3 separate regions of the Mus musculus genome follow, and all the other regions are linked to region 1. A link is a loop called in an ENCODE intact Hi-C map of the cell type or tissue named here. Cell type or tissue: heart. All regions are shown on one strand. Region 1 holds the start of Megf9 (multiple EGF-like-domains 9). Region 2 overlaps Megf9 (multiple EGF-like-domains 9). Region 3 holds the start of Cdk5rap2 (CDK5 regulatory subunit associated protein 2).

The links. Hi-C counts contacts between places; a loop is a spot of excess contacts. Peaks named below come from ENCODE experiments on the same cell type or tissue, not always from the same donor. Only the 100,000 strongest peaks of a DNase experiment are listed, where the experiment ranks them.
Region 2: it touches region 1 in a loop (3-fold over the local background); 12 of 42 quality-filtered maps call a loop at or near these places.
Region 3: a loop joins it to region 1, with 4 times the contacts of the local background. A loop is called at or near these places in 12 of 42 quality-filtered maps.

What each region holds. Positions count from the first base shown.
Region 1 is chr4:70,533,741-70,536,240 of GRCm38, reverse strand. It overlaps Megf9 (multiple EGF-like-domains 9), which reads left to right and starts at 1,313. Exons shown (of 6, transcript NM_172694.2): 1 at 1,313-2,013. The coding sequence starts at 1,419. In heart, no CTCF peak of the experiment used is centred here; DNase peaks (open chromatin) are centred at 300, 1,230 and 1,810; H3K4me3 peaks cover 2,500 bases; H3K27ac peaks cover 2,205 bases.
Region 2 is chr4:70,453,733-70,456,232 of GRCm38, reverse strand. Megf9 (multiple EGF-like-domains 9) reads left to right here. Exons shown (of 6, transcript NM_172694.2): 3 at 233-372. Among named protein-coding and RNA genes, the nearest start is that of Cdk5rap2, 45 kb to the right of the region's middle. In heart, no CTCF peak of the experiment used is centred here; no DNase peak of the experiment used is centred here.
Region 3 is chr4:70,409,072-70,411,571 of GRCm38, reverse strand. It overlaps Cdk5rap2 (CDK5 regulatory subunit associated protein 2), which reads left to right and starts at 1,137. Exons shown (of 37, transcript NM_145990.4): 1 at 1,137-1,360. The coding sequence starts at 1,305. In heart, a CTCF peak has its summit at 1,069; a DNase peak (open chromatin) is centred at 1,061; H3K4me3 peaks cover 2,075 bases; H3K27ac peaks cover 2,189 bases.

The DNA of each region.
Region 1 (2,500 bases):
TGCACAAAGGCAAGCATCCTAGGAGAGGCCACGACTGGGTTTACAGTGAGGCTGTTGGGATGGAATTAAGCCATCAGATGACAAACTTGTCCTGCCAGATTGCACCTAAAAGTTGCTCAGCTGAGGCTACCATGTCCCGCAGCGCTGGATCCTGGGTGATGGTGCAAGTTTGCCTGCCTGATTTCCAACTTCCTCCAGAGTTTAATGTCATCCAGGGTCAAGCTCTGTTATCAGCCCAACCCCAATGCAGGCAACAGGCAGGAATCTCTGGGGACTCAGAGGCAATGCGGGCTGCTTTCCAACCTTAGGCTTGTCCTGACATAGTGCAACCCCAAGTGGTTAGCATTAATGACGGTTTACAACCGTGGGCCAAGCATTGGGTTAAACCCTTCAAGTACATGATTTCATTTTCACAACTCTGTGAGGGGGATGGGGTGTGCCCTCTCATCTCACCATTTACGTGGTTAAGAAAACTGCTTGAGCCACAAAACCACTCAGCAAGAGAGACAAGGAGCTGAAATTCAACCTGGTCATATTCTATTCTTTCCGAGGTTCTGAGCATAAACTGTGCATGCCAGTTTGTCTCCTCCACACCCTCTTGTGCTCAGGATGGGGCTCCAGGCCGTCCCATCTGGCTTAGTGCAGGCCCATGCCATCAGCAGGTGCTTAGTGGGGGCACAGAAGTTGGCTTGCTGAAGCCATCAGCAAGAGCTTTAATTTCCCCATCTCTGAAATGGGGTTGACAGTGTTGATACCGCAGGGCCAAGGCCGGCTGTCTTGAGCAACAGAGTGAGAGCCGAGCTCCATCTAATATATTAGCTGCCACCACCCTCGCCCGTCGCGGGGATGTAACCCAGCCCCCGCCCGAGTCCGGGTGCGGTTCCGGCGCCCCCATTGTTCAGAAGGGTGGAGACGCTGTCCACAGGGGACTCCCCGCCCCGGGTCCAGCTCGCAGCCCAGTGGAACAGATGATTTGGCCTGGAATCTGCCGCGCGGGCCGCGTCCTTTGTCTGCTCGGCGGCGTTGGATGCCCAAGGCCCGCGCCCCGCTCTGTGGGTAGACAAAGCCGGAGCCGCAGCGAACCCAGCCGGCTCCAACACCTCTCGCGCCTCCCGACGTCCCGCCCTCTTCCCTTGGAGTCCTCTGATTGGTCTGCGCCGTTACAAAGAGGCCGGGGAGCGGGCGGATCACGTGGGCCAACGCGGCTTCCGATTGGCCAGGCTTCGCTGCCTATCGAGGAGGGCGGGCAGTGCGCGCTCCGCCCAGTCGCTCCCTCCGCGTTGAGGCCCGCCCGCGGGGCCGGCCGCCTGTCAGAGGGAGGTGGCGATGGTGCTCTTGGTGGCGGCAGCGGCGGCAACGCTTTCCTTGGTCGGACGGCAGGGAGGAGAAGATGACTGACCGATCGACTGGATGAATGAATGAATGGCGGAGCCGAGCGCGCCATGAGGAGCCTGCCGAGCCTGGGCGGCCTCGCCCTGTTGTGCTGCGCGGCCGCCGCAGCCGCTTCCACAGCCTCGGCAGGGAATGTCACCGGTGGCGGCGGGGCCGAGGGGCAGGTGGTCCCGTCGCCCAGCCCGGGGCTTCGGGACCAAGCCAGCAGCCCCTTCCCTAAGACCGCGGCTCCCACCGCGCAGGCCCCGCGGACCGGTCCCCCGCGCACCACAGTCCGCAAAACCGGGGCTACAACCCCGTCAGCCGGCTCCCCGGAGATCATTCCTCCTCTTCGCACCAGCGCACAACCCGCTGCCACCCCCTTCCCGGCTCTGGACCTCTCGCCCGCCACCCCTTCGGAGGACGGACACACTCCCACCACGGAATCACCACCCTCCAGACCCGCGCCCACCACCCTTGCGAGCACAGTTGGCCAGCCGCCGACCACCTCTGTAGTCACCACCGCTCAGGCTTCCAGCACTCCAGGGACCCCAACTGCCGAGTCCCCGGACAGAAGCAGCAACAGTAGCGGAGTCCCGCCCACCGCACCTGTCACCGAAGCCCCTACTTCTCCTCCCCCAGGTGAGTCCTCTGGACCTTCCCCCAGGCACTGCCTATTTACACACCGGCCTCGTCACCCTGGCCGCTTCTTGCCCAAGAGCTTCCCAAGGGAAGATCCGAGCTCCAGTTAAAGTAAACCCCCAATCCCTCCAAATCTAGAAAGTCTTTTGTCCCCCAACCTGGTGCCATGCTCCATCCAGAGGGAGCTGCTGCTATATGGAAGGCTTAGGGTCTCTTCCTAAAACAGGGTTTTCTGGCCTTTGTCAGAGTCCCAGAATGGACACAAACTTTTGTATTGGATCCGCCCAGAAGGCCACCCTACCTGGGATATTTGGGGGAAAGTTTGAAAGCTAGGATGGTGCTTTATCAATGCGCAGGTAAAAACCTTTACGGGATTCCCCCAGATGAACAATGTAGTTTGCTTACAAACAGAAACGGCATTGTAGTCCGTGTTTTCTCTGCAAATAAGTAGATTTTATAGGTCATTTGGGACAGGTGTGTATCTAGG
Region 2 (2,500 bases), 80 kb after region 1:
TAGGAGTTACAGAGAGTTGTGAGCTGCAGTGTGGATGCTGGGAACTGAACATGGGCCCTCTGGAAAGAACAGCCAATACTCTTAACCACTAAGCCATCTCTCAAGTCCCCTTTTATTCTTGGAAGTAGACTCTAGTAGAAATTCTTGGCTGTGTTGAGATAATTTATGGAGCATTAAGCTACAGTTTTCAAAATCACTTACTTTTATTCACTGTCTTTGCTTTTATTTGCAGTTCTGGGAATTGCCAATGCAAAGTGGGTGTCACCGGCTCCATGTGTGACAAATGCCAAGATGGACATTATGGCTTTGGTAAGACAGGCTGCTTGCCTTGCCAGTGCAACAACCGGTCTGATAGTTGTGATGTTCACACAGGTATGTATTTTTTTAATAGTATCATGAAATTATTCTTTATTCCTTAAATCTTGAAGCCTTAATGCATTGATTCTTTTCAAATAGTTTATAAGGCCTTGAAATTTTAAGTAGATATAATAAGGCATATGGCAAGTCAGACTTTTATAACAACTTAAAATATTTCATGAATTTCAAAAATCATATAGATTGAAGATTGGAGAACAACACAAAGTGTTGACTTTGACTTCACAGTGACAGACATTGAAAAATAAGTTAGAGCTCTTCCAAGCAAGCCACAATCACTTGGGAATTCCTGTGTGAAAGAACTGAGACTCCATAGCACTTAGAAAGAGAGAGGCAGATACAAGATTGCTGAGTGAAATTTACTGTGGGGTTACTTACACAACTAAAGTCAAGAGTGGCAGCTACTCTGGCCAATCCTCACAACTTGAATCAGCAAATAAAGAATTGTGGATTTAAAGGTCAAAGGTTACTTTCATTAAATCTAGAATGTAGTTAATTTATCTCAAACTAACATCAAAGATGTCTCGCATGTTCCTGGTGCCAGTAGAGAAGTTCTAGTCATAAAGTTCCATTACCCTACCACTCTTTTTCTTGTAATCTGCAGTGTGCAGGAAGGCTATATAAGGAAAGGTATAGGATTGCTTAGACATAGTCATAAAAGTTATGGCCCAAGATGTCTTCAGCTAAGTTAGGCTGCATGTATACACCACATGATTTCTTTCCAGTAGAGATTTGCTGATTCTGAGCACAGGGTATGGAGTAAGGGTTGGCCAAAGGAAAGGTTTTATACTTGAAGGAGAGCTTTTGACAGCCATCTGGAGCCTGGGTGGTAGGTGGAAACTAGAGGAGCCCCAAACACAAGGCCAGTTCTCCCAACCCTGACTAAGACGTCTGGGCCAGAAGATGTTTTATGCTGAGGAGACAAAAATCCTTTTAAAGAGAAGAGGGCTTGTCATAACATGCAGCCAGCTCTTCCTTAATACATTGCCAAACTCTAAAGATTCATGGAATGGGTATGAATGGTGGAACCCCCAATGTCAAGACAAAGGTCTGCCAAATTCTTAATCCAAAAGGTCATGCCAAGAAATAGTGAAGAACTAGTGTTGAGCTGGTAGATAAGAAAACAGCCATCATGCCTGATTGAATCGAGGCCGTCATTTTCTCATATTTGCCTATTAGAAGAAATGAGAGCCCTTTTCCCTTCTAGTTTAGTTTAGTTTTATTTTATTTTGTTTTTTTTTTTTTTCCAAGACAGGGTTTCTCTGTGTAATAGCCCTGTATGTCCTGGAGCTAACTATAGACTAGGCTGGTCTCAAACTCACAGAGATCTGATTGCTACTGCTAGGACTAAAGATGTGTAGCACCACACAGGTGTGATAAACAATAAAGAACAGAGACTACAAAAATGGAAAAATGTGGCTAGTAATAAAAATATAAATAATGGAAACAGAACTACAATAATATTGTTATTAGAATTAAAACTGAAATTTCAAAATAAGTGAAACTATTATATTGAGGAATTAGAAGAAAAATAAGACAAAATGATTAAAAAGATAGAATTTCACCAGAGAATAGCACTACAATGCATGTGCACACACACTCACACACAAACACACACGGGGGGGGGGGGGTCATGGGGTCACAGGGAGATTATGAAGACTAGGGAGATAGCTCAGTTAGTAAAGTGCTTGCCATGCAAGCAAAGGGACCTGAGTTTAAATCCCATGTTAAAATGCGGGGCATAGTTTTATAATGTGGGTGCTGTCTAATGTATGTCTGTGTACCAGTATCTAAGAGGGCATCTGATCCCCTGTAACTAAAGTTACAAACAGTTGTGAGCCATTGTGGGTGCTGAGAGGTAAATGTGGGTCCTCTAGAAGAGCAGCCAGTATTCTTTTTTTTTTCAATTTTTTATTAGATATTTTCTTTATTTACATCTCAAATGCTATCTCGACTAGGCCATCTTCTATTACATATATAGCTAGAGACATGAGCTCTGGGGGTACTGGTTAGTTCATATTGTTATTCCACCTATAGGGTTGCACACCCCTTCAGCTCCTTGGGTACTTTCAAGCAGCCAGTATTCTTAAACACAGCCGTGTATTTCTCTAGCCCCAGTGCCATG
Region 3 (2,500 bases), 120 kb after region 1:
TCTGAACTTTAAGTTCTAAGTTGGAAAAAGAACAGAATACTTGTGGAATATAGCCTGTGTGCACCATTTAGGGCGTTGGGGTTTAGAAGGACCTGGGCTCAAATCATATCTCTGTTTATTGCCAGTTTGCAAAGAAAGAGTGTTTAGGGTTGTAGGGACATGAGAATTATTATTGAAAGAATTCCTAAAGTTATCTCAGGTTATTCTTACAAAAAATAACTTGCAGATTGTCCAGTCAAAGGGATGTGACAGAACAGGTTTACTGCCAGGGACCACTGTTCCACATCCAAGCCTTCTCCTCTCCAGTCTTCCCCAACCCTCCCCTCCCCTTCCTTATTCCTGGGTAGATTTATTAAAGAAAAGTGACAAAAACTCCTGAGAGTGGGAGGAGTTTCAAGGCAGGAAAAGCTGAAATTCCAATTTAATCTGGACCTTTGTTTGGGAGGGGAGAAATGTCTCTTCTTAGAATACATTCACTGGCCAAGAAGGTTAAAACATGGTTCCAGAGTGCTGAGATGTTGATACGAGGAGCTAAGGATCTGGTTTTAGTGGATAGTAAACTTGTTTATTACTTTGGGCAAGTAATTTCTTCTCTCTGAGTCTCTGTTTACTGATTGCTGGTGCATGAGTCCTAATAGTAACAAAATGCACATGAAGTATGGGTGACCCCTTTATAGGCATGCCGCTTGAAACTAACCCTGTAAACTACCGTTTGTAATAGCGCTCCACAGGTGGTATTTTTCTAAATCGAAGCAGAACTCAATTATCTGAGTCTCAACTTAAGGCAGAGCCTTTTGGGTAGAAAGAGCCTAAGGAGCGATTTTGGAGTCATGAGTCTGGAACACCAAACAGATTGATACTCTGAGCTGTTCCACCTCCCGCTTAAATTAACTGATCCCGGCGGACTTTTACCCTCAACAAATATGGCGCTCGCCTTGGCTTCGGCCCGAATGCCCTCACCCACGAAACATGGCTACCGCTTCTTTTCTCCTAGTGTTGCACGCTGGAGTGCGCAGGTTCTGCCCTGAGTTAAGATGGCGTCCAGGCAAAGCTCTTCTTGCCCGGTTTCGGGTCGTTGCAGGGCGGCTTCACCGCGCGTGCCTGGGTGACCCCGCCTTGTTTCCGTAGGAAGAAGCGCCGGGAAAGATGGCGGCGGCTGCGGTTTGAATTCCAGCGGCGCCGCTTGACTGAGAACAAGAGCTGGGTTGGAGGGGGCGGGACCTGGGGAACCGAGCGCGCCGCGACTGCCGGGGAACCAGTGGCGCTGCCGCCGCCGACACCGGCGCCACCACTCTGCGTTCACGATGGACTCGGGGATGGAAGAGGAAGGCGCCCTGCCTGGGACCCTCAGCGGTTGCAGGTGTGGCCCTGGCTTTGGGATTCGTGGTACCTGGGTTGGGGTTCCCGTTGATGGCGACTCACTCCCTGGAGGCCTTCGGTTTGCTTGGGGATGGTCTCGGCTGCGCCCCGAGTGTGGTGGGACCTGGGTGTCCAGCCAGCACTACATTGGACTGTGTGTTGTGTGTTCTGGAGTACTTTGAGGACGATGTGTAGGCTAGGCAGGGGGGCTTTTTGAAAGAGTGTGAGGAGATGGGTCTAATTAGTAGGGGGTGGCTGGAACTGGACATCAGAGCACTTAGGTGGTTGATTCTTGTTTGGGGCTTTGCATTCATTATGGGGAGTGTAGTTGTTATTTTAGACTTTGTTTATGGGGTCACGGGACAAAGTTCTGTGGAGCCTTGGCTAGAGATGGACAAAATTTAATTAAAAAAACGGCCTATACCCTGACCACGTAGGTGACCTTGGTAAGTTGACTTCCCCACTGAAAAGTGTACTAACGCCGATGTGCACTCACCAAAAACGGGATGAGAATGAAAAGAAGCAATGGCTACCCAGCAGTTGTATTGGCTGACATTCAACCGTGGTGAAAAGGATGATGACTACCACTATTACAAGTTGTGGCTTCTCTTCAGATCCCCTGGGACCAGAAATTGGATTATTTGGGGCATTTAGAGCGGGCGGATGGCATGAGAACTAAACTAGGAGATCTGCTAATGCTCTCCTCCTTTCTCTCTCAGCCTTGACTGGACAGATGCTGCATTCATACCTGCTCATTCATCTCTTAATCTGCCCTAGGCCCTCCAGGTGCCTTGTCATCTTCAGGATGAAGTTCTCTACTGTGGCTTCCAAGTTTCTCTATAATTGGCTGCATCTGCCTCTCTAGCCTCCCCACCCCCCACCCCACCCCTTCCCAACCCTGTCTCTTCTCCAAGCCCTCTACCCTGTGCCTGACTGCCAAGCTCGGTCAGGAACGATCTTACTGAGTTGTTCCTTGTTCTCAGGCTTGGGTACCTGCTGTTTCTGCTGTGTCCCTTATTTACATCCAGGTTCCACTGCTAGGAGATCCACACTGACGGTCCCACCCTTGTCTGGGCTCTCTGTACTGGGCTCTCTAGCTCCCCTGACCTGTCTCTGTCCTAACGTGGTTGACAGTGACCAG